Regions from separate parts of the Homo sapiens genome. Here regions 1 and 3 are each linked to region 2. The links are chromatin loops, found by intact Hi-C in ENCODE. Cell type or tissue: CD4-positive, alpha-beta T cell. All regions are shown on one strand.

Evidence for each region. Peaks named below come from ENCODE experiments on the same cell type or tissue, not always from the same donor. Only the 100,000 strongest peaks of a DNase experiment are listed, where the experiment ranks them.
Region 1: it touches region 2 in a loop (7-fold over the local background); 11 of 110 quality-filtered maps call a loop at or near these places.
Region 3: a loop joins it to region 2, with 4 times the contacts of the local background. A loop is called at or near these places in 14 of 110 quality-filtered maps.

The regions. Positions count from the first base shown.
Region 1 is chr14:91,224,547-91,232,546 of GRCh38, reverse strand. It overlaps DGLUCY (D-glutamate cyclase), which reads right to left. Exons shown (of 14, transcript NM_001102368.3): 14 at 6,915-7,863. The coding sequence ends at 7,714. It overlaps GPR68 (G protein-coupled receptor 68), which reads left to right. Exons shown (of 2, transcript NM_001177676.2): 2 at 1-15. Among named protein-coding and RNA genes, the nearest start is that of GPR68, 16 kb to the left of the region's middle. RefSeq lists enhancers at 2,714-2,763, 3,311-3,400, 3,461-3,780, 3,811-4,090, 4,101-4,160. In CD4-positive, alpha-beta T cell, no CTCF peak of the experiment used is centred here; DNase peaks (open chromatin) are centred at 2,606, 3,606, 3,926, 5,196 and 3 weaker places; H3K4me3 peaks cover 947 bases; H3K27ac peaks cover 5,844 bases.
Region 2 is chr14:91,282,006-91,290,005 of GRCh38, reverse strand. It overlaps CCDC88C (coiled-coil domain containing 88C), which reads left to right. Exons shown (of 30, transcript NM_001080414.4): 25 at 663-901; 26 at 6,489-6,677. Among named protein-coding and RNA genes, the nearest start is that of GPR68, 41 kb to the right of the region's middle. RefSeq lists a silencer at 6,630-6,836. In CD4-positive, alpha-beta T cell, CTCF peaks have their summits at 3,144 and 3,347 (motif pointing right); a DNase peak (open chromatin) is centred at 3,365.
Region 3 is chr14:91,191,229-91,199,228 of GRCh38, reverse strand. It overlaps DGLUCY (D-glutamate cyclase), which reads right to left. Exons shown (of 14, transcript NM_001102368.3): 10 at 2,755-2,854. Among named protein-coding and RNA genes, the nearest start is that of GPR68, 49 kb to the left of the region's middle. In CD4-positive, alpha-beta T cell, no CTCF peak of the experiment used is centred here; a DNase peak (open chromatin) is centred at 4,728.

The DNA of each region.
Region 1 (8,000 bases), 57 kb after region 2:
AGCAAAGTAACTGGACACCTTGGGAGTATGCTGCAGTCCTTATGGGGTAAGGGAGTCTTCAACACCAGGGGGTCTTGAGGGCCCTTGAAGAACCAAAGGAGTCAGGAAAGGGCAGAGGTTGACCTTCTCAGGGCAAACTCAAGCAGAGCGATTAGGGGATTTGCACTTGATTACCCAGCAAATGGTCAAGAAAGACACAGCCCTTGAGTGAAGTAGAGCCTTCTCTCCCTCCACTTGAGATTCATGAAGTGCCACCCAGTTCTTCAGTGTGGTGTTGCAAATTCGCTCTGTGGTTTAACTTGGCTAACTCCCTTTTGAGGACAGAGCCCAGTCATGTGGTTTGGAGAATATCACCCACTCTGTCCTTGGCCACATAACCCCTTGTACCTGCTGGGTAGCTGCTCCCCACAGTGAGGGAGGGCTCCATCAGACCACCCCCTCCTCACTAGAGAAGAAGGGCCTGTTGCATTCATCTCTGTGGGGCTGTCCTCAGTGACGGGGCTTTGTTTGGAGAGGCCCACATTTGCTGACCTGCCTCTTTAGGCTGGAGCATCTTCTCAACAGTGGCATATGCCATGTTTATCACTGAGGATTAACTGCATCATATTAAAATGTAAATTTGATCTTGGTCACTTAATCCCTCTCTGGGTCAGGCTCCTAGAGTCCTGGAGTGTTCCAGAAGAGTAGATCCTTCTTCTAAACAGATTAAGTAAGGACAATATTGGGGATTATGACTCCTTTCTCTCCTGAGAGGATGGGTGGAAGAAAAAGTCCATCTGGTTTGGAAGGTGACAGAAGCCATTAGGATTTATTTCTTATTCACCAGAGTTGTTTAGTCAGATGAGGGCTCATCTTCCTGTTTACACACAGGGCTCATCTTCCTGTTACACACACTGGTCTGTGGGTTGGCCAGACAAGAGTGGGAGAAATTTTCGGCACGAAATACATCCCCATCTGCTGCTTTCCTCTGGCTGGTCCAACCAAAAGAGAGCCAAACTCTGACCCTCTTGGCTCGTTGCTTTTCTGAAAAAGCCACTTCTTGTAGCTGGTGATCCTGAAGCCTCCATCCCTGGAATTCATCTGGCAAGACAGTAGTCTCTGATGATACTATGATTTGAATGTCCCCTCCAAAACGCATGCTGAAATTTAATTGCCATTGTAACTATGCGAAGAGGTGGGACCTTTAAGAGGTATTAGGTCATGGGTTAATGCTGTTATGGTGGGAGAGAGTTTGTTATTGGGGGAGTTCAGCCCCCTTTTTTCCTCTCTTCAGAACTTGCTTGCTTTTCTGCTTTCTGCCAGGAGATGACCCTGCCAGATGCTGGCACCATGCTCTTGGACTTCCCAGTCTCTAGACCCATAAGCCAAAGAAATGTCTGTTCTTTATAAATAACCTAGTCCGTGGTATTCTGTTATAGCCATAGAAAATGGGCTAAGACAGATGGCCTTAATCCTGAGGTTATAATGGTGCCCAGTACTCTGGGGAAATGTTGGGATTTCAATCCCATTTGCTTTAATTCAACAACTTTCAGAAGAATACTGCTAAATTACATGTTAGATATTAGTGCTGGCATATACCAGAGAGGTCATAATATTCAGTTCCCTCTCCATGAAGTCTCCCCTCTGCATTCCCCAAAAACGATAGTCCAGTCTGTCTACAAACAAACACCACCAATGACAACTCACTACTACTCAAGATGACTAATTTCAGGGTCGGGCAGAAAATTTCATGCAAAGTCCAACGAGAGGCTGCTTTCTGGCAAGTCTTTCCCAAAGTGATGGCAGTGATTCAGGATCCTCCCATCACCAGAGTCCATCATCTTGGGGTCTTCCCTTTTCACCCACACAGGTAAGGGGATGCAGCAAAAAGAGAATCTCACAGGGGTTTTTGGCCAAGTGTGGAAATGGCGGATATCCCTGCTACTTACATTCCATTGGTCAGATCCCAGGCATGTGGCCTCAACCTAACTGCAAGGGAGGCTGGGAAAGGTAGTTTTCCTATGGATGCAGGAAAGAGAGGCAGAATTGGTGAGTATCTGGCCAGTCTCTGACAGGCAGCTCTTCAAGCCACCTCAACTTAACAGGTTTTTTGTTTTGTTTTGAAACAGAGCCTTGCTCTGTCACCCAGGCTGGAGTGCAGTGGCACAGTCTTGGCTCATTGCAACCTCTGCTTCTCAAGTTCAACCAATTCTCCTGCCTCAGCCTCCCAAGTAGCTGGGATTACAGGCGTGTGCCACCACAGCCAGCTAATTTTCGTATTTTTAGTAGAGAAGAGGGTTTCACCATGTTGGCCAGGCTGGTCTCAAACTCCTGGCCTCAAGTGATCCACCTGCCTTGGCCTCCCCAGGATTACAGGCATAAGCCACCACATCCAGCCCTAAACTTAAGAGGTTTTAAGCACCCACCCCTCTGTACCTTCCTCTAAACAAAATCCACTTCTTCAAATGCGATGCCTGGAATGTGAAGTGAGAGCAAGTCTGTCTGACCTGCCCCATGGAGAACAGGCCCATTTTCCTCTCTGCTTCTTTACTTCTGGTGAGAAATCTTATTGCTGACACACATTGAGTTTATGTGAATTGCTGGTAAGCCACATCCTCCTCTCCACCTTGCCTAGAGGAAGTGGTTTTTCGAATCTGAGTTAGACCTCATCGTGCAGCCAGTGGAAGCCACAGGGAGTGGGCAGGATGTAGCAGAATGCAGTGGGCTGGACCAAGTCGGGGCTGGTGGTCAGCAAAGCCCGTGCAATGAGGGGCAAGGAACAACCTCAGAGGAATGCCTTTCCCTGCTGAGTGACGGAGGGGCCAGAGGACCTCCAGGGGACTAAGGAGCCCTGACCTGCTTAGCTGGCTCACTTGTCTTTGATCCATCTCCTGCAGGGTCTGTGTGGCTCATTCTCCCCTCAAGGTGCCAAGGTCTCCAGCCTGCCCTTGTTATCCATGGAGCATCCTATGCACTGTTCACCAGGATTACCTCCCCTCAATGTTCTTGGAAATGCCCAGTGATGCTCCTATGTCCCACAAATCCATTCTGGTTGGCACCAGGCCCATATCTCGCCTTAAATCACCCCATCATTCCCTGCATGTCATCTCCTATCTCCCTGTAACTAGCTTCTGCAGGCTGCAGCCACACTCACCATGGCCACCCCATGGATACAGGTGCTTCCTCAAAGCACAGTCAAGGCTAGGATAAAAGAGGAAAGCTGAGCAAAACTACTAAAGGTCTGAGCAGGAATCCTACAGTGGAATGGACAAGCATCAAAACTGGATCCTGGAATGCAGAGCTCCTGTGGTCCTTGGGCTGGGCCCTGCTAAGGGGTCTTCTCCCTTGCATCAGAGCCCCTGATGTTGGACCACAGGCCTGCCTCTCCCTGTAGCGGGGTCAGGGGTTTGGATGTGTCACTGAGTCTAGGACCCTTATTCTCAGCTTTCTCTGGGCTCAACCTGGTGTCAGCCTCTTTACCAAACAACTGAAATCCTCTCCCCATGAATTTCTGCCCACAGTGAAGACAACCCATTACATGGTTATGCCTCAGACTCCTCCATGCCAGAAGAGAACCCTGCTGTTACTACTGCAAAACCAAAGACCCATTTGTGTCTTCCCCCAAAACATGAGTCAGAAGCGTGCTGGCAGCTTTACCATGGTGAGGGCTTCTCTCTTCTAGCCATCAAGATTGCAGAAACGTCGGGGTACAATCTCAATCAGAGGCCCTCGCTACATGGAACTCTGCAGTCCCAAATCAGGGACAAAAATCCTAATTGGAGGACATGTGGTCAGGGAGGCTGCAGAGCTGAGGTGGCTTCACTGAGCCGTGAGATGCCGCAGATCCCCATGTGGCTGAGTTCTCAGGATGCTGGAGGTGTCAGCCCTGCTGCCGCACCAGCACTGAGCACAGCCCCTGCCTGTGGGAACTCCCCTAGAATGACAAAGGGAGACCTGGAGAGCCCCAGCCCCAGCAACTTCCGCCCAGGGCTGCATCATGCCCCTGCATAGGGAGAACTGAAGTCAGTCCCAGAACCACTGTGCTACATCCTCACGCTTAACTGCTGTGTGTACAATGCGGGGTTCATTTCTACCCTCTGTGTTCTATTCTCACAACTGTTGCTCCTTAAAGAATGAAACTAGACCTGTTTAAGGAAATGAATGAAAATTAAGCAGGTTCAACAAACATTTGGGGCCATGGCTGCGAAGCTGGACTCCCCTGATCTGGGTGAGTCAGCCGTCACTCAGCAGTGCAACCAGCACAGGATATTGTAAGAGTGTAATGGGACACGGTCAGTGACTCAGTTTCTAATGTTGTTGGGCACTGTGCAGTGGGAGCTTGTGAAAGAGATAAGGGCAAGTGACTGGAGTTGTTCAGGAGGACTCTGAGCCGCCTGAGCACTGGAGAGGCCTGACCCACCCACAGGGTGAGGCTGCCCTCCTATGCAAGAGGTTAAAGGGTCTGGGCTCAGGGGGTGCAGGGGAGCAGACAGAGAGGAGGTGGAATAGTGTTAGGGGTGAGGTGAGGGGCAGCAATGGTGATAAATGTTAGGCTCTTCAAAGGACCTTTTGCCTTAGTAAACAAAATGCTGTTCTTTTGCCTTAGTAAACAAAATGCTGTTTGGAAAAAAAAGCATTTCAAAGGTATAAATATTTTGGTGGTGGTAGGAGTAAATCTTCTGTAAAACCCAAGAACTTTGTAAATATATATTCCACATTTGCACATTTTACCATTTTCTTTTTTTCCTTTTTTGAGACTAGCTCTTGCTCTGTCACCCATGCTGGAGTGCAGTGGTGTGATCACAGCTCACTGCAGCCTCGAACTCCCAGGCTCCAGTGATCCTCCCACCTTAGCCCCATGAGTAGCTGGGACTACCGGAGCATACCACCATGCCTGGCAAATTTTAAAAACTTTTTTTGTAGAGATGGGATTTCACTATGTTGTCCAAGCTGGTCTCAAACTTCTGGGCTCAAGGGATCCTCCTGCCTTGGCCTCCCAAAGTGTTGAGATCACAGGTGTGAGCCACCATGCACGGCTGCCTGACTATGCCCTAATGATAACAGTACCCCCTCATCCACGTGGAGTATGTTCCAAGATCCCCAGTGGATAGTACTGAACTCGACTGCTGTCAGTTGGAACACGTTTCTGTTCACGTCTTCCACCCACACATGTAATGCCTTTTCCATCTTAACTGATCACTTACCACACATTGTGGCCAGAACTTTTGCAGCTTGAGGTTTGACAACAAAACTAGCACATATCTCTTTTTCCTTCTCAATTCTTTTTTTTTTCTTTTTTGTTTTGAGACAGAGACTCGCTCTGTCACCCAGGCTGGAGTGCAGTGGCGCAATCTGGGCTTACTGCAACCTCCATCTCCCAGTTTCAAGCGATTCTCCCACCTCAGTCTCCCGAGTAGCTGGATTATAGACGCCCACTACCACGCCCGGCTAATTTTTTCTATTTTTGGTAGAGACGGGGTTTTGCCATGTTGCCCAGGCCAGTCTTAAACTCCTGAGCTCAAGTGATCTGCCCTCCTCGGCCTCCCAAAGTGCTGGGAATACTTATAGGCATGAGCCACCATGCCCAGCCTCCTTCTCAATTTCATGGATAGAAAATTCATTCTTACCATAGAGCTTAGTAGCCTCAATATATGAACTTGTTCTTTATTAAGTCAAGAACTTTCACCTTTTCGGGTAAATATATATACAGTATGCTTACCTAGTCCTCCATGCCCGTGCAGCAATATGGAGAGGAAGGGAATTCCTAACTTCCGAGGGAACACCTATCAAACATCAGGAAGCCATTAGGAGATTATTATTGGCTGTACAGAAACCTAAAGAGGTGGCAGTCTTACACTGCCGGGGTCACCAGAAAGGAAAGGAAAGGGAAATAGAAAGGAACCACCAAGCGGATATTGAAGCCAAAAGAGCCACAAGGCAGGACCCTCCATTAGAAATGCTTATAGAAGGAGCCCTAGTATAGGGTAATCCCCTCCAGGAAACCAAGCCCCAGTACTCAGAAGAAATAGAATGGGGAACCTCACGAGGACATAGTTTCCTCCCCTCAGAATGGCCAGCCACCGAAGAAGGAAAAATACTTATGCCTGCAGCTAACCAATGGAAATTACTTAAAACCCTTCACCATATCTTTCTCTTAGGCATTAATAGCACCCATCAGATGGTCAAATTATTATTTACTAGACCAGGCCTTTTCAAAACTATCAAGCAGATAGTCAAGGCCTGTGAAGTGTGCCAAAGAAATAATCCCCTGCACTGCAGCCCATACATTTCAATCCCTTTATCTTTAACCTCCTTGTTAAGTTTGTCTCTTCCAGAATCAAAGCTGTAAAACTACAAATAGTTCTTCAAATGGAGCCCCAGATGCAGTCCATGACTAAGATCTACCATGGACCCCTGGACCGGCCTGCTAGCCCATGCTCCGATGTTGATGACATCGAAGGCACCCCTCCCGAGGAAATCTCAACTGCACAACCCCTACTACGCCCCAATTCAGCAGGAAGCAGTTAGAGCAGTTGTCAGCCAACCTCCCCAACAGCACTTGGGTTTTCCTGTTGAGAGGGGGTACTGAGAGACAGGACTAGCTGGATTTCCTAGGCCAACTAAGAATCCCTAAGCCTAGCTGGGAAGGTGACCACATCCACCTTTAAACACAGGGCTTGCAACTTAGCTCACACCCGACCAATCAGAGAGCTCACTAAAATGCTAATTAGGCAAAAACAGGAGGTAAAGAAATAGCCAATCATCTATCGCCTGAGAGCACAGCAGGAGGGACAATGATCGGGATATAAACCCAGGCATTCGAGCCAGCAATGGCTACCCTCTTTGGGTCCCCTCCCTTTGTATGGGAGCTCAGTTTTCACTCTATTAAATCTTGCAACTGCAAAAACAAACAAACAAAAAAAAAGACTTTCACCTTTTCACTTAAAGGAAGCCCTTTATGGCCTCTTTTTGGCATATCCAAATTGCCAGCATCTCTGCTCTTGCACTTTGAGGACATTACTGAGTCACATAAGAGGTTCTTGAATATAAGCACTGCAATACCATGACAGTCGATCTGATCACCTGCTGGGTGACTGGCAGGCGGGTGGTGTAGACAGCACGGGTACCCTGGACAAAGGGAGGATTCACGTCCTAGGTAGGATGGAGCAGGATGGTGTGAGATTTCATCACGATATTCCGAAGAGTACACAATTTAAAACTTAAGAGTTGTTTATTTCTGAAATTTTTCATTTAGTATTTTCGGTCTGCAGTTGGCTATGAGTAACTGAAACCATGAGTAACAGAAACCATGGATGGGGGAGGATGACTGGAGTCTGGAGTATCCTATCCTACATGGCCTGGGAATGTTTGTTCTCATGCTCTGCCTGGCAGTTAATTGTTCACAAGTGTCCCCATAAGTAACTGTCGAGAAGATTCTCACAGGAGACCACGTGGGTTGCCTGAAGAAGCCAGAGTGAAGGAGGGTTGAAATCAACGCCTTTAGAGTCTTAGGAATAAAAGTTAAAAAGCCCCAGAGAAATGTTGTCCTTTGTCCACAGCACCTGCACTAACCCCTCCCAGAAAGTGGGCATGCAGTTTCCCAGGCCAGGCGAGTGTTCGTTGCTCACCGAAGACCAGTGTTTACTAGCAGGATTGTCGCCAGAAGCAGCTGCATTCTCCCCGGATGCAGACCTGCCCGTTGGTAGGGACTCTGCTCACACGGAACATGGACGGTTACACCTGTGCCGTGGTGACGTCCACCAGCTTCTGGATCATCTCGGCGTGGGTGTTGTGGAAGGGCAGCCCATCCACCTCCATGCCCACGATGCCCGAGACGCCACTCCGGACTTTGTGCTGCACCAAGATGCCCAGCATTTTTTCTTCCTGGAAAAAAATAGGGCAGAAATAGAAGGAGTGGAGGGGGAGGAAAAAGAAATTTCTTTTATACACATTTATAAGTGAGAAGGATCCTTTGCCTTGACATACTTGCTTTTTAAAAAAGTAAAATTTTGGTTTAAAGT
Region 2 (8,000 bases):
AGCCACCATGCCTGGCCCAGAACCTCAGTCTGAATCTTCTGTTTGACACAGAAATTGAAGCCAAGATGAGAAACTGGAGTGATAATATAAATAGATGCTGTTTCGTTTCAGAGACGGGGTGAGAGCACAGGCAGGGTTCTCTTCATGTCACACCAGGATGCCCTCGGTGTCCAGCTCGCTGTGATGTTATTGCTTACTCTTTAAATGCACTGATTTTTAATCAAACAGCCTGCTCTCCTCTGCCCTCTCCACCTCACCCAGATTACTCAGTGCCAGGGAGGAGTCAAGGGAATGCCAGCTTATTTCACTGATTATTAACTTTAGCAGAAAATGAGATTCATGGAAATGGCTTTTTGACAGAAAAATTGCCAACTAAATTAAGCACGGCATCACTTCCTTCATCCTGGGAGACTAGAGTGGATTTCTGTCACAATGCACATGGCTCTACCATCCCCAGCCCTGTGCCAAACTGAGAATTAAGTTCTAGCTCCTGAGCCCCAAATATGATTACCATGGTCATGAGCGTCATTGTCCTGAACCCCACGTGAGTGGCCTAGCTTCCCAGACTGGGGAAGAACATCCCAGCCCATGTTAGGGAACCAGGGACCCACTGGGGGTGTGTGGGAGGGCTGGCTATGTCCTAAACATCTACTTCTAACCAGGAAGAACCACTGGATTGGAGCCAAAGCCTTAGTCAAACTCATCAAACCAAAGAAAGAGGGTTCGAGGGAACGCTTAAAATCCACCGTGGACAGCCCTCCCTGGCAGCTGGAGTCCTCAGACCCCGCCTCGCCGGCGGCCTCTCAGCCGCTCAGATCACAGGCCGAGAACCCCGACACCCCCGCACTGGGCTCCAACTGTGCAGAAGAGCGCGACGCCCACAACGGGTCTGTGGGGAAAGGTAGGGGCGGCCGTCCTGGCCGTGGTCGGGTGAGGAAGGGGGTGTCCTGAAGGGTCCCGCACCGGTGGCTGTGCACACGTGTGCAGGAACGTGCCAGGGGTGGGTGACTGCATGTGCGCCTTCGCTTAGATGTGTTACGAGCCAAGTAGAAATTCAGCGTGGCGACCGTTTTGTCCCATAATGCTTTTGTTACTTTATTTTATATTTTATTTTAATTTTTTTGAGATGGAGTTTCACTCTTGTTGCCCAGGCTAGAGTGCAGCCTGGCTGCCTCCCAGGTTCAAGTGATTCTCCTGCCTCAGCCTCCTACGTAGCTGGGATTATAGGCGCCCACCACCACGCCTGGCTAATTTTTTGTATTTTTAGTAGAGACGGGGTTTCACCATGTTGGCCAGGCTGGTCTCGAACTCCTAACGTCAAGTGATCCACCCGCCTCAGCCTCCCAAACTGTTGGATTACAGGCGTGAGCTGCCACGCCCAACCACTTTTGTTGTTTTAGAACAAAAGGTATCATTCATCATGTAGCCGGGCAGATATCTCAATATCCAAAGCTGACATTCGTGCAGGTACCATAGAGACAAGCGACATAGCTTATTTTGGGCTGCCTCGTATGTGCCAGATTTGTAGAAAGCTGCTTTGTGCAGGGAGATCCCAGGTGCACTCAACACGTTCTCCATGTATATAAGACCTCCCGAAAGCCTTGGGTGGTTTATCTGTTACCACTTTGAAAGGTGGGTTAGGACTTCTTCAGCCTGATCTGGCCTTGTGTCCCACCAGCCACAGGACACACTGTGCCTTTTCCCTAAGGGCTGTCCTTTGGAGTTTGCCAGAGGTTCTGAAACAAGAACAGGATTTCTCATCATGTATGCTGTATTTCATCAACTCTCAGGAGCCATGAAAGCTGCACAGTTACTTTATATACCACGAGGCAATCAAACGGTACAGGGCCACCACTTCGAATTTTTCTTACGCTCTTGTTGAAAGAGCTTTTCTAAATAAGAATTCGATTTTTGTACACACACGTAAAAGGAAAATAGGACCAAGATGAGTTGGTTATGACCATGTCAGTTTTGTCACCGTGGCCACCTGGCCAGTGGTGACTGAGACATCACTGAAATTGCCTCCTAATTTCCAAGACGTTAAAGGTGTCTTAGAATCGATTAGACACAGCATTTACCTTACACATTGTTAAATTTTCAGCTTTACCTTTAAATATCATTTTGGGGAGATTATTTATCCCAGGCCTGCATCCCAAGTCATTTAAATTTTTACAAAGGACACTAGGACTTTCTGAAGACCCAGCCTATGCCTGAGACCCATGGGGTCTTGGAGGCGGAGGATATAACACTGAAGACCAGCGACAGGCTACCCTCTGAGTGTGGTGTGTGCACAAGCCTTTCAGGGGGCACATTCACAAGTACCTGTTGTGTCCCCTTCAGATGCAAAAAAAAAAAAAAAAAAAAAAAAAGACCTGGTGCAGTGGCTCATGCCTATAATCCCAGCACTTTGAGGGGCCAAGACAGGAGGATCACTTGAGGCCAGGAGTTTGGGACTAGCCTGGGCAACACAGGGAAACCCCCATCTACCAATATATATATTTTTATTTAGCCAGGTGTGGTGGCACGTACCTGTAGTCTCAGCTGCTCAGTCGACTTGAGCCCAGGAGGTCGTGGCTGCAGCGAGCTATGGTCATACCACTGTACTCCAGCCTGGGTGACAGAGTGACACCCCATCTCTAACAAAAATAATGTTCACGCACATTGTTCAGGGACTAACACACTGTCATTCTTTATGGGGATAAGATTAGATAGAGTCAGCACCGTAAGACAGGGTGAGAAGGAAAAAAATTAGAGGCCTCACATGCAAGTAAATGAGAAGCTTAACTTTTTTTAAGCTAGAGGGGTTCTGTTGCCTCAGGTTTTTATATTGGCTCCTGTTTAATTTTTGGACATTTGTCATCTCAACTTGTATTACTCTTTAAGTGGAATTAATTAACTATAATCAGTCTGAGTTAGGAAAACTTTCAGAGAAAAAAATGCTTGACTGGTCCAAAGTGATCCGTGAGCAAGCAGGTCTGTAAACCATGATCATGTTCACTAGCAGCCACCATGTCTTGGGTGCTCCCTCTGGGCCCAGCACCCTCTAACTACTTTATGTGCTTTATGCATCTCATTGAATCCTAACGACCCTATCAAGGCAGGTGGACGTGGCCTCCCCTGTGTAGAGGTGAGAAAGTGAGGCTCAGCAGTGTAAAACATTTGCTTTGGGTAAGTGGGACCCAAATGCAGGTCGGCCGCACTCCGGAGCCTGAGCTCTTAACTGCATGCACTTAACTGCATGGACTGCCTCCAGTTAAAGCTCTCTGGGTCCCTGAAGATGCCGAACAAGAGCCTAGCCCTGAACTGGCCACAAGGACACCAGCCTTGAATAAGTTGGTCCCTTATTCTGTGGTGTGAGCCACTGTGGCCACCAGGTGGTGCTGTGGAGGAAGAAATAATGGAAATCCTGGTATCAACTTTAATCCTACATCAGAAATTGGTTAGGTCGATTAATGTTACTATAAGACAGTTTAGGAAGTTAGCCCAATTGTCTGCTTTGTTAAGACACTAGAGGCTAAGGAGTGGAGGATTGGAGTGGAGGATGTATATAGAAGATCTAAAAGGAAATCATGATTCTTGGTGTTGAAGGGTTTTTTTTAGTATGCAAAGGAGGTATTTAAATTATTTTAAAACTCATCCTGCCGAAAGATTATTTTAGAGATACAGAATCATTAGTGAATACTTCAGGTAGAGTATTTGATTACAGCGCCCTGAAACGGATCATTGAATGTTCCCAAGGTCTTTGAGTGGGAACGGGAGGATTGTGTGAGCTGAGCTGTTAGGGACCCCATCATTAAAATGGATGAGTAAGAGAAGTTGGGCCCTAAATTAATAAGCATTAGTGTTTAATAATTTGGCACACTGAAACCGAAAAATCATCCAGACCATTGGCTCCTTGGGCAGTATGTAATTCTCCTCACACGCTGAGGAAATAAATTGTTGGCGTTCAGGTGCCTTTAAATTAATTGAGTCAGAGCACAGATGATTACTGAGCCCTGATTCTGTTCTTGAGTACTGTGTACTGTTTTCATCTTTCCTGGGCAAGACGGGATTCTGATTTCTTAAGTACATTTAGCTAATTTCGATTCATTTGTCATTATTGTTCATTTCATTTATTTGTGTTTTCTTTTTCCTTCCTCCTTTGGGTTATCCGATTGATAACAATTTAGCACCTCCGCGCAAAAAGAGTCCCTTTTTGAAAAGCAAAAACAAGGACAAAGACAAGTCTCCAACGACCCACCCAGCTCTCTCTAAACGCCTGCGGTTCTGGTCTTCCTCCGACATCCCATCCTCTCCTAACGAGCCTCTCTCTTTCTCCGACATTGGAGATTTCTAATCCCTTTCCTTTATCATGTGTCTGTATTGTGTACCCTCCTTCATTTCCGAAATTCAAACAAACAAAAAAAGCCAGCGTCTAAAAGGCCAGATGGCCGATAGCGGACCCCTCCTCCTGCCCCCAATTTCAAGCTTAAAGTAGCCAGCGTGGATTCTGATTTCAAAATAGAAGATGAGTTGTCACACTCCCTGGACCATTTCTTCAGCACAACACAGTTTTAGGGGGAGCCTCAGGATATACGTGCACATGTCCTTGGGCCAGGATGTCCGTACTAAGTAAGTCGAGTGGCCGTGCCCCCCTCCCGTCTCTTGCACCTGCGAGCTTATGTTTTGCCCGTGTGTCAAGCAGCACTGGCGGGTGGTTGCTGCACTTCCTAAAATGTACAGCCTCTGTCAAGTGAGGGTTTTTTTTAAGACTTATTTTTAAGCAGCTAAATTTAAAACTGCTGCCCTTTTCTCCTCTTCCTTTGTCAGAGCACTGAGTTGTGGGCCTTTTCCGGTAAGGCCCTTATAAAATGTGTTCTGTTTTGAAGGATTGATTGCTCCATTCAGGCATTTTGACTAATTGGATTGATTTTGCCCAGACAGAGTTCAGCCCAGAGTGAAGTTTTATGACTGTGCTGTGGTTTTATGACATCTTGGATGCTGAAGTTAAAACAGCAGGAGACAGAAAGAACATCAGCACACAAATCATGCCTCGAGCAAGGGAAAATGCCAGCCGGCCAGCTAGGCCATTACCTATGGAGCATTTCCTGTCTCTAGCCATCCCTGTACCACCTCCGTTATTTTTGTCATATCCTGATACCGTCTATGATTACCTACAAAAATATGATTACCTGCATGTTTTCCCTTACATTGATTCACAGTTTGTAGTTAAATGTATTAAAAGGAAAGATTAGTATCAGTCCTGTAAGTGGAAAACACACATATCATCATAAAAACAAGGTAATCATAAGAATAAACACATAATTACTAAAATATGAGAGTCGGTTAATGTGCCACTGACTTCATCTCATGAGCCTCGCTCTGGGAACCCTGGGCTGCCGTGGTGCCGGGTCCTCCAGACCTGCCTTCCGCGCATGCTGTTGGAATTGTGCTTTCTCTGTTCGCTGCTCATGCTAACTGTTCACTCATCTCTGCCTCCCCTGTGGATCCTCATTTTAGCTTCACCTGTAGGATGACCTGTCCCGATTCATTCCACCTGTCCCGATTCAGGCAGACTTGAATCTTGCTTCTCATCAAGGTTATCTTTCAAAATCCAAATTTCCCCTTGATTTCAAATCATCAGCTCTGGGCACTTAAAACTGCACAGTGAGCCCAGACTTTGAGTGGCTGGGAGGGCAGACGGCTTGATGGGTGGAGAAGCCGAACTGCAACAGTGAGTCCTGGCTCTGCACACGGAGTGGGACGCTCTGCAAAGTGCTTTGTCAGCTCTTAGGAATGCCAGCCATGTTCATTTTTATCTTGTGTTGGGAGAGCCTGTCCTCTTTCCTGTGGGGTACTTGGTTTTATGGGCTGTTTTTCTTTTATGATTTTATATGTTTTTATTTAATTTTGACCAGAGTTTATGTTCATGGTAGAAAAGTTAGAGATTTCAGAAAAGCACAAGACACAAGGTAAAAATTTTCTTGCAGTTCGTCTCACCATGCAGAGATTAAGGCTTCCCTTTTTGAAAAAACAGAATATTGTGAGGTTAGCAATAAACTTCTATTTGAAGTCCTTAGTGAGTCAGGTTAGCAGGACCTTCGGATCCTCAGCTACAGGCTTGGATCCTTGGAAGTCAGGGATTGGAGTTCCGGACAGTGTTACACAGGAGATGTGTCCTAGAGTGAATATGTGTGACTTTTACCAACAGTTTATCCCCTCAGGGGCTCCCTTTGTCTCCTCCCAGCCTCTCAGGGCTGGCAGTATGACCCCAGCATTAAAGCCAGAGCCATCCTCATGGGGCCTCTGACACCACCTGAAGCCAAGCCCTCTTGCCCCCACCTGCCCCGCCAGGCCCCATTTAAGTTGCAGCCCGAGAGCTGTGGCAGCCCCGCTTTTGTCTCTGTGGTCCTCATGCCCTGCTGCCCTGCTTCTAGGCCATGGTGTGGTTTCCCAGCCTGGGTACAGGACTTGGCAGCCTCATTTCTCAATGTCCTCTTCTGCCTCAGGCCCTGGGGATCTAAAACCAAAGCGAGGCTCCCCACACAGAGGCAGCCTTGACCGCACAGATGCCTCCACCGATCTGGCCATGAGGTCCTGGCCCTCGGAGCTGGGCTCCCGGACTTGCTCAACTTCAGCCACCACTACAGCCCCTTCCAACTCCACCCCCATCGCCCGGCACCCAGGCCGCACCAAAGGTGAGTCACAGGCCCTTCCAGAGCCATGAGCGTCGGGCCTAGTGTCCTTCCTGAAGACCCCAGGCTCTCGGAAATCAGAGAGGTTGCTCTCCCTCTCAGTCTGAGAGGTGGTGAGTAGAGGGGTGAGGCTGCTGACAGGCTTTGGTGGCACAGATGCAGCTGTGCTTACCAGCCAAGGACTTTGGGCAGGAAGCCCTTCAGAGGCCCAACTGCAATGGGGCCTCAGAACCCACTGCCACCACCGGCATTCAGGAAATGAAGGCACCAAATAGCTCCAGAAGGGAGGTGAAGGTGGGCTGAGAACCAGAGTTTGGGCTAAAACCAGGCAACTGCCATTGCCCTACCTTGGTAAAAGTTTGGGGTTTTTTTCTCGAGAGAAGATAAATTATATATTTTAAATTAGTGTGTGTATGTGTATTTTAAAGTTTTTGTAGATATGTGGTCTCATCATGTTGCCCAGGCTGGTCTCAACCTCCTGGCCTCAAGCAATGCTCTTGCCTTGGCCCCCTAAAGTGCTGGAATTACAGGTGTTGAGCCACTACACCTGGCCAAGAAAGGATAGCGTCTCTGAACTGGAAGTTCACTGACACAGTTGAGGCAGGTGTCCTGTATTGAAAACAAATGGGTTCAGTGAAGGATTTAGGAACTCCCTGTCTCCAGGGTGCCAGGAGTTCACATCTTTAGGCATGAGATTAAAATATTCTTTGAGTAATCTCATTAGCCTGAGAGAGTCCCAGCAGAATGGCTCAGTCAGATCTTGCCGGGTGACACTCAAATCAGAGACAAGAGAAATGATTGCACCCAAGAAACAAGAACAGGATGCTATAAAAAAGCAACAGGGAAGGGAGAAGCATTTGGAAATTTAAAATATGCAAAGAGAAAGGAAGAGATAATGCTTAAAACGGAAAAGGGCATTCCCCTTATAATTTAAGAGATAGGAAAATATCCAAAGAAACAGCTGAAGGAGTTGAAAGTGATTGCCTTTGGGGTGTTGGAAGTCTGAGAGAGCAAGAAGGGGTTAATTTGCATAAATAAACCCACTCACCTGACTCTTGAAGCCATGGGCATGTAGAACCTTGAGTCTGAACAACAGAGCAACAGAGATAGGGTCCTGACCTCAAGGGACCCTCCCACTCCAGATATCTGTTGCAGGTGGGCATGTCACCATCTCCAAAATGGAGACCCTGTTGTCATTTTGGAGGGGACCCAGGGTCTGCTCTCAGGTAGAAACTAGCAGGATTTTGAGGCGTGGGGCATTTTCCAGTCCTCAGGGAAAGGCCAAATGCTTGATGGCCAATGGATTCCAGGTCTGTTTCTGGTCAG
Region 3 (8,000 bases), 91 kb after region 2:
GGGTCAGAGGCTATAAAAGCAGGAGGCCAATGGTCAGGGTTGCTATGGGGATGGGAACATTGCTGGTGCCCACTCAGATCCCCTTTGTCCAGCAGGGATAGCCAGGCCAAGAGGCTGAGAGTATTGGCTGCTATTGGCCTGCTGCTGGCCCCTTCCAGGATCTTGTTCAGTTTACAGACACAAAACAGAAGGAAAAGGGCTCAAAATACAAAAGGAGTGAGTCTAACACAAAGATAAACTTCTTTAGATAGAAACAGAGAAATAAGGGGCACAGATGGTATAGTGGTCAGAATGTGGGCTGTGGCAGCAGATCATCTGGGTTCTGATTCCAGGTCCTCCTGCCACGGGCCTTGGGCAAATTGCTTAACCTCCCTAACCTTCATTTTCTGCATCTGTAGGGTGACATGACCACACTGTGTACCTCACACAGTGTTCAAAGGGAAACATGAGAAAATGCACAGGAGGCGCTTGTCATGAAGCCCTGAACCTACTCAGTGCTCAGTCAGTGTTGGTTACAGTGATTATTGTTGCTATGATTACTAGCAGGACTACTGTTTTGACAATCCAATTTAAGAACATGCAGGCTGGGCGCAGTGGCTCATACCGGTAATCCTAGCCATTTGGGAGGCCGAGGCAGGCAGATCACTTGAGCCCAGGAGTTTGAGACCAGCCTGGGCAACATGGTGAAACCTTGTCTCCACTAAAAATACAGAAATTAGCCAGGTGTGGTGGCGAGTGCCTGTAGTCCCAGCTATGCTTGGGAGGCTGAGGTGGGAGAATCGCCTGGGCCCAGGAGGCAGAGGTTGCAGTGAGCCAAGATCACACCATTGCACTCCAGCCTGGGTGACAGAGTGAGACCCCGTCTCAAGGGGGAAAAAAAAAAAAGGCTGGGCACAGTGGCTCATGTCTGCAATCTCAGCACTTCAGGAGGCTGAGGCAGGTGGATCACCTGAGGCCAGGAGTTCGAGACCAGCCTGGTCAACATGGTGAAACCCAGTCTCTACTAAAAATATAAAAAATTAGCCAGGTATGGTGGCGGGTGCCTGTAATCCCAGCTTCTTGGGAGGCTGAGGCACGAGAATCACTTGAACCCGGGAGGCAGAGGCTGCAGTGAGCCAAGATTGTGCCACTGCACTATAGACTGGGCGACAGAGCAAGATTCTGTCTCAAAAAAAAGAATATGCATATTGTACTTTTACATCTCTCTCAATCCTTCCAAGACAGTGTTTTTCAAAAATCTCAACTCTGCTATATAAAATAGTATGGCCATTCCTCAAAAAATTAAAAATAGAACATACCATATGATCCAGCAATTTCACTTCTATGTGTATGTCCAGGAGAAGTGAAAGACTCAAGGAGTTATTTGTCCACCCATGCTCATAGCAGCAGTATTCAGCATAGCCAAGAGCAGGAAGCAAACCCAGTGCCCACTGACAGATGAATGCAAAAACATAATGTGGTCTATACACACAAGGGAATGTTATTCAGCCTTAAAAAGGCAGGACATTCTGGCACATGCTGTGACATGAATGAACATTGAGGACATTATGCTAAGTGAAATAAGCAGTCACAAAAGGACAAATATTGGATGATTCCACTTACACAAGGTGCCTCGAATAGTCAAACTCATAAAGACAGAAAGTAGAATTGTGGTTGCCAGAGGCTGGGTTGAGGAGGAGATGGAGAATTATCTTTGAATGGAGCACAGACTTTCAGTTTTGCAAGATGAAAAGAGGTCTGCAGATGGATGGTGATGATGGCTGTACAGCAATGTGAGTGTAGTTTTACGCCACTGAAGTGTAAGCTTAAAAAACAGTTCAGAGAGGCCAGGTACAGTGGCTCACACCTGTAATCCCAGCACTTTGGGAGGCTGAGACAGGTGGATCACCTGAGGTTAGGAGTTCAAGACCAGCCTGGCCAACATGGCGAAACCCCGTCCCTACTAAAAATAAAAAAATTAGCGGCCAGGCGCGGTGGCTCATGCCTGTAATCCTGGCACTTTGGGAGGCCAAGGTGGGTGGATCACTTGAGGTCAGGAGTTTCAGACCAGCCTGGCCAACATGGTGAAACCCCATCTCTACTAAAAATAGAAAAATTAGCTGGGTGTGATGGTGCGTGCCTGTAATCCCAGCTACTTGGGAGGCTGAGGCAGGAGAATCACTGGCACCTGGGAGGCGGAGGTTGTAGTGAGCAGAGATCGCGCCACTGCACCCCAGCCTAGGCAACAGATAAAGACTCCATCCCCACCCCCTAAAAGAAAAAAAGTTTGACCATAACACACAGTAAGAAATACACACACTTGCATGTACACAGTCTTATGAGGGAGTACTTGCCATTACTATACAAGATATACAATGATGCTGTATTTCTATTTCATTTTCCAAAGGTGCTGGATACCCTAACTGAAATGATTTCACTATTCTCTAACATGTCATGACCCACAGTTTGAGACTGAGAAACTTTTTTTTTTTTTTTTTTTTTTTTAGTGCTATGTCTCCCCTCTATCAGGAAGATATGCTGTCTCTCTCTGCTGCCCAGGGACCTGTTACTTCCAGAGATGTTCTGTGAGGCCCCCAGGATACCTTGAAACCCCCCAGCCTCATTTGTTAGTCTGGTCCATGAGAACCCATCTTCCTTGGCTCATGGCTTCGCTCCCTCTGAAGGGCTTGGGTGTGCAGACACTTTGTTGGCTAAGTGAAGAGCATATGGGCGTTTCCACCATCCGCCACTTAAACTGGGATGCGACATACGTACCTAGGTGTCTGCGGGTCCCCATTTTTGCACAGGAATGCCTGAGCAGCTTCCACTGATCCACCTTGGTAAGTTAATATCGGGATCTGCGTCTTCAGAACACCTTGAAAATAAAGGCAAGCAGGGCACACATCAGCTCTAGTGTTGGCTTTTGGAAATTCACGTTGGCTTTTCAAAAGCTTCTTTGAAGGGTATCATTACTGTTGTTGAACAACATCTATCTGTAGAACATGTTAGGTAAGCCGAGGCCATGACACAGAGGATATTTAAGTTTACTTTTGGTCCTGGGTAAACTCTAGGGTTGACGGGGGTGGAGGGCAGAATCGGGCTAACACAGCCTAACAAATATGCTGCATGTAAGATGCCCATAATACCATGGGAACAGCGGCCTGTTCTGGCCCACTGCCATCACGAGGGCTGAGCATACATTTATGTGCCCTCGGTGACAGTGCGCCAGCCACTGTGATTTAATTTTTACAACAATTCCATGTGATAAAAACCATCATGGGCTGGGCACGGGTGCCTCATGCCTGTAATTCCAGCACTTTGGGAGGCCAAGGTGGGCGGATCACGAGGTCAGGAGATTGAGACCATCCCGGCTAACATGGTGAAACCCTGTCTCCACTAAAAATACAAAAAATTAGCCCGGCGTGATGGCAAGCGCCTATAGTTCCAGCTACTCGGGAGGCTGAGGCAGGAGAATTGCTTGAACCTGGGAGGCAGAGGTTGCAGTGAGCCGAGATCACGCCACTGCACTCCAGCCTGGGCAACAGAGTGAGAATGCATCTCAAAAAAAAAAAAAAAAAACAAAACCCAAAAAACCATCATTATCGCGATTTTAAAGATGAGGAAAACTGAGGCTCAGAGATGCCAAACAACTTGGGCAAGGCCATGTATATATGTCAGTTTCATGGCTCCAATTCTCACCCCAAATTCTCACCCACTCCCTACCTCCCTGCATACCTTCAGGGAAGGTCAAGAACAACTGAAGGAAATTCCCAGAGTCTGTGCCTTGGGATACTTACTTATATTGGAGTGATTTCCAAAAGTGAATCAAAGTGAATTTGATTCTTAAAAATAGGACCTTTTCTAATGACAAAAAGAACACGTATTGTTGTAGAATATGTGGGAAATACACAAAAATCCCAAAATAAGATAAAATGAACTTGGTTTTCATTAACCGATCTATCTCACAGCAGGTTGGGATAGAATCCCAGCATAGTCACTGGCCAAAGATAAAGTCTTCACACAGAGCTTAAGACGGCAGGGAGCCAGGAGCAGGGTGTCTTGGACCCACTGTTATGGTCTAGCTGGTCCTGCAGGAGCTCCCAGACTGCTCTGTAGCCCAGGATGGCTGCCAAGGTAGCCTTGGAGGAGCTTCAGCCAGCTCCTCAATCTCCATCATCAGCCCCTCACACCCCTCACGTAGAGCCAGCCCAAGGAGGCACCGTACCCATGTTAAAACTGCATGCTTGTACTGCAAATGCAGCTTCCAGACAGCGGCTCCCACCCTCAGCTACTCCGCCATGCTGCTGCCCCTGAGCTCTTTGGGAGCTGCCACTGCCACCCCAGTGGGTCAATGGGGCAAGTTGGCATGAGGAACAAGAATCATTGTCAGAAATCTTAAAGAATCCCTCACTGGCCGGGCACGTAGCTCACACCTGTAATCTCAGCACTCTGGGAGTCTGAGGCGGGCAGATCACGAGGTCAGGAGATTGAGATCATCCTGGCCAATGTGGTGAAACCCTGTCTCTACTAAAAATAGAAAAATTAGCTGGGCGTGGTGGCGGGCGCCTGTAATCCCAGCTACTCAGGAGGCTGAGGCAGGAGAATCACTTGAACCCGGGAGTCGGAGGTTGCAGTGAGCCAAGATCGCGCCACTGCACTCCAGCCTGGCAACAAGGCAAAACCCTGTCTCAAAAAAAAAAAAAAAGGATCCCTCACTGTGGCTCCTTCCCCATCCCCCCTCCCTAACCTCAGCCCACATCTAAGTGGGGAAGGCAAGTAGCTGTTAGTCATCGTGATGCTCACAGAACACATTCTACATGTGAAGCCATAAGCTGGCAATTTGGGGTTGGGGGACAGTCACAACAAAGGGGAATGACCCAGCCCTTCCCTGTGCTGTGAGGGGCAGCCTGCCAATCTGGAAAGGGGGCTGAACTTAGAGCCAAACAGCCCTCGGTGGGAACGTCACATCATTCCCTTGCTATGTGACCTTGGGCAAGCTATGTCAGCCATTGGTTACCTCCTCTACAAAATGGGGTAACACCCACCTCCCAGGACTACCGCGACAGGGCAATGACATGCTGTGTGCTAACTACCTGGCTGGCCGTCGTGCACACGGTCAGTGCTAAGTAAAGGATGTTTCTTTCTTACTGCCTCAAAATTGGATCAAGGATATAGGATACTAGTAAAAAATACCAGGGAGTCCAGGAAGGCAGGGAACATAATGTATCCCAAAGTGGGGAACACACGAGAAAGGACACAGGAGAATCCCCAAAAAGGAGGGTCTGGGCAAGATGAGGTTCCCACTTCTGAGCTATGAAGAAAGAGCTATGGTCTGTCTATGCTCAAGACAGGAAAGAAATGACAATGCCTAGTCAGCTTTAAAACTCCTTTTTTTTTTTTTTTTTTCTAAGATGGAATATCACTCTGTCGCCCAGGCTGGAGTGCAGTGGTACAATTTCAGCTCACTGCAACCTCCACTTCCCAGGTTCAAGCGGTTCTCCTGCCTCAGCCTCCCTAGTAGCTAGGACTACAGGCGCGTGCCACCACACGCAGCTAATTTTTGTATTTTTTGGTAGAGACGGGGTTTCACCATGTTGGCCAGGCTGGTCTCAAATTCCTGAGCTCAGGTGATCTGCCTGCCTTGGCCTTCCAAAGTGCTGGGATTACAGGGGTGAGCCACTGCACTCAGCCTCTTTAAAACTTTTCCTAGGCTTTGGTTATTAAAAACGGAGCTGAAATAATTTTCATTAAAAGGCCAAATTGCTTTTACTTTCTTCATGCAAATGTAATGTAAGTTCTGTAAAATCCAATATAGCAAATTCTACCCTCTGAGCTCCCATGAGGACAAGAGACAAGACCCAGCTCTGAGTGGAGTCTGGCAGGCGTCTCCAAGCCAGGCTGTCAGGTGAGCAGAGAGGGCAGAGTGACTTCTGGGAAGGGGGCAGCTGAAAATACCCAGCAACACCGTTGTCAGATGGAAATGAGGTTGGCCTGTGAATGGTGCTCTACGCCGTCGGCAGCCCTTCCTCCCGAGGCCTTTCTCTGCCCTACGGAAACACGGCCCCTTGCCTTTCCTCTGGCCTCAGCGCTGCTCCTTCTCGTCTCCCTCGCTGGCTGTTCTGCCCTTCTCCTCATCCTCTTAACACAGGGAGACCCAGGACGCAATCCTGGGTCCTTTGCTCTGCCTCCATTTATTTCCACAGTGCTCTCACCCAGTAGTTTGACTTGAGAGCCCACCAACACGCCAACAGCCTCCCAATTTCTCCTTGCCCACGCTGCTCTCCTGAACTCTTTATATATCACTAACTGCCTCCTTGACTTCTCCACTGTGTGTCTAATAGACGCACCTCATACCTAACAGGGTCAAACCTGCATTCTTTTAAAAATTATGGTAAAATACGTGCAACACAAAATTCACCATTTTAGCCTTTTTATTTATTTATTTTGAGACACAGTTTTACTCTGTCACCCAGGCTGGAGTGCATTGGTGCGATCTTGGCTAACTGCAACCTCCACTGTCAGGGTTCAAGCGATTCTTGTGTCTCAGCCTTCCAGGTAGCTGGGATTACAGGTGTGCACCAGCCACCACGCCTGGCTAATTTTTGTATTTTTAGTAGAAATGGGGTTTTGTTATGAGACACACAGGTCCTGGTGGAAACGGGGTTTTGGACAGGCTGGTCTTGAACTCCTGACCTCAAGCGATCTGCCTGTCTCGGTCTCCCAAAGCGCTGGGATTACAGGCGTGAGTCACTGTGCCCGGCCTGTTTTAGCCATTTTCAAGTGTATAGTTCAGTAGCATAAAGTATTTCACATTGTTGTGCAACCATCACCCCCATTCATCTCCAGAACTTTCTCATCACCCCAAACTGAACCCCTGTACCTATAAACAACTCCCCATTCCCCTCTCCTCCCAGCCACTGGCAACCACCACTCTACTTTCTGCCCTATGAGTTTGCCTACTCTAGGCATGTCATATGCGTGGAGTCATACAATACGATTGGCTTAATCCACTTCTCAAGATGTCCTCGAGGGTCATCCATGTTGTAGCATGTGTCGGAACTTCCTGCCTTTTTAAGGCTGAGTAATAATTATATACCACATTTTATCTATCTGTTCATCCATTGATGGGCACTTGGTTTGGTTCCACCTCATGACTGTCGCAAATAAAGTGCTATGAGCATTAGGGAACAAATACCTCTTGAGTCCCTGCTTTCCTTTTTCTGGGGTATATGCCTGGAAGTGGAATTGCTAGACCATATGGTATTTGCTGTTTTTAATTGTTTGAGCCACTGCCATCTGTTTTTCATAGCATCTGCACCATTTTACAATCCTTCCATCAGGGCGCAAATGTCAAACCTGGACTCTTGATTTACCCCTAAACCTGCCAGTCTTCCCCATCTCAGTTCACAGCAACTCCATCCTTTCAGTTACCAGGACAAAAACCTTAGAGCAAGCCCTGATCCTTCTCCTCACACCCACACCCAATCCATCTGGAAATCATGTTGACTGTACCTGCAAAATAGATACAACATCTGGCTACTTCTCACAATACCCCCTGCCCTCTGTATCTGTACTTTTTGTCTCTTTGGGTTTCTTTGAAACCAGAACTTGAGACTTGGGTGCAGATGGTCTCTTGGGAGATGGTGCCACGAAGCATGTGGGAGGGAACAGGGAGAATGAGGCTGGGAAGGAGGGAACGTGCACCTTCAAGGTTGCTGCTCTAGGGAGTGGGGCGTCAGTTCCACCAGGACCTATGTGTCTCCAAAAGACAGGGAACTGTCCAAAAGACAGTCACTGTGCCCGGCCTGTTTTAGCCATTTTCAAGTGTATCGTTCAGTAGCATAAAATATTTCACATTGTTGTGCAACCATCACCCCCATTCATCTCCAGAACTTTCTCATCATCCCAAACTGAACCCCTGTACCTATAAACAACTCTCCCCATTCCCCTCTCCTCCCAGCCACTGGCAACCACCATTCTACTTTCTGCCCTGTGAGTTTGCCTACTCTAGGCACGTCATA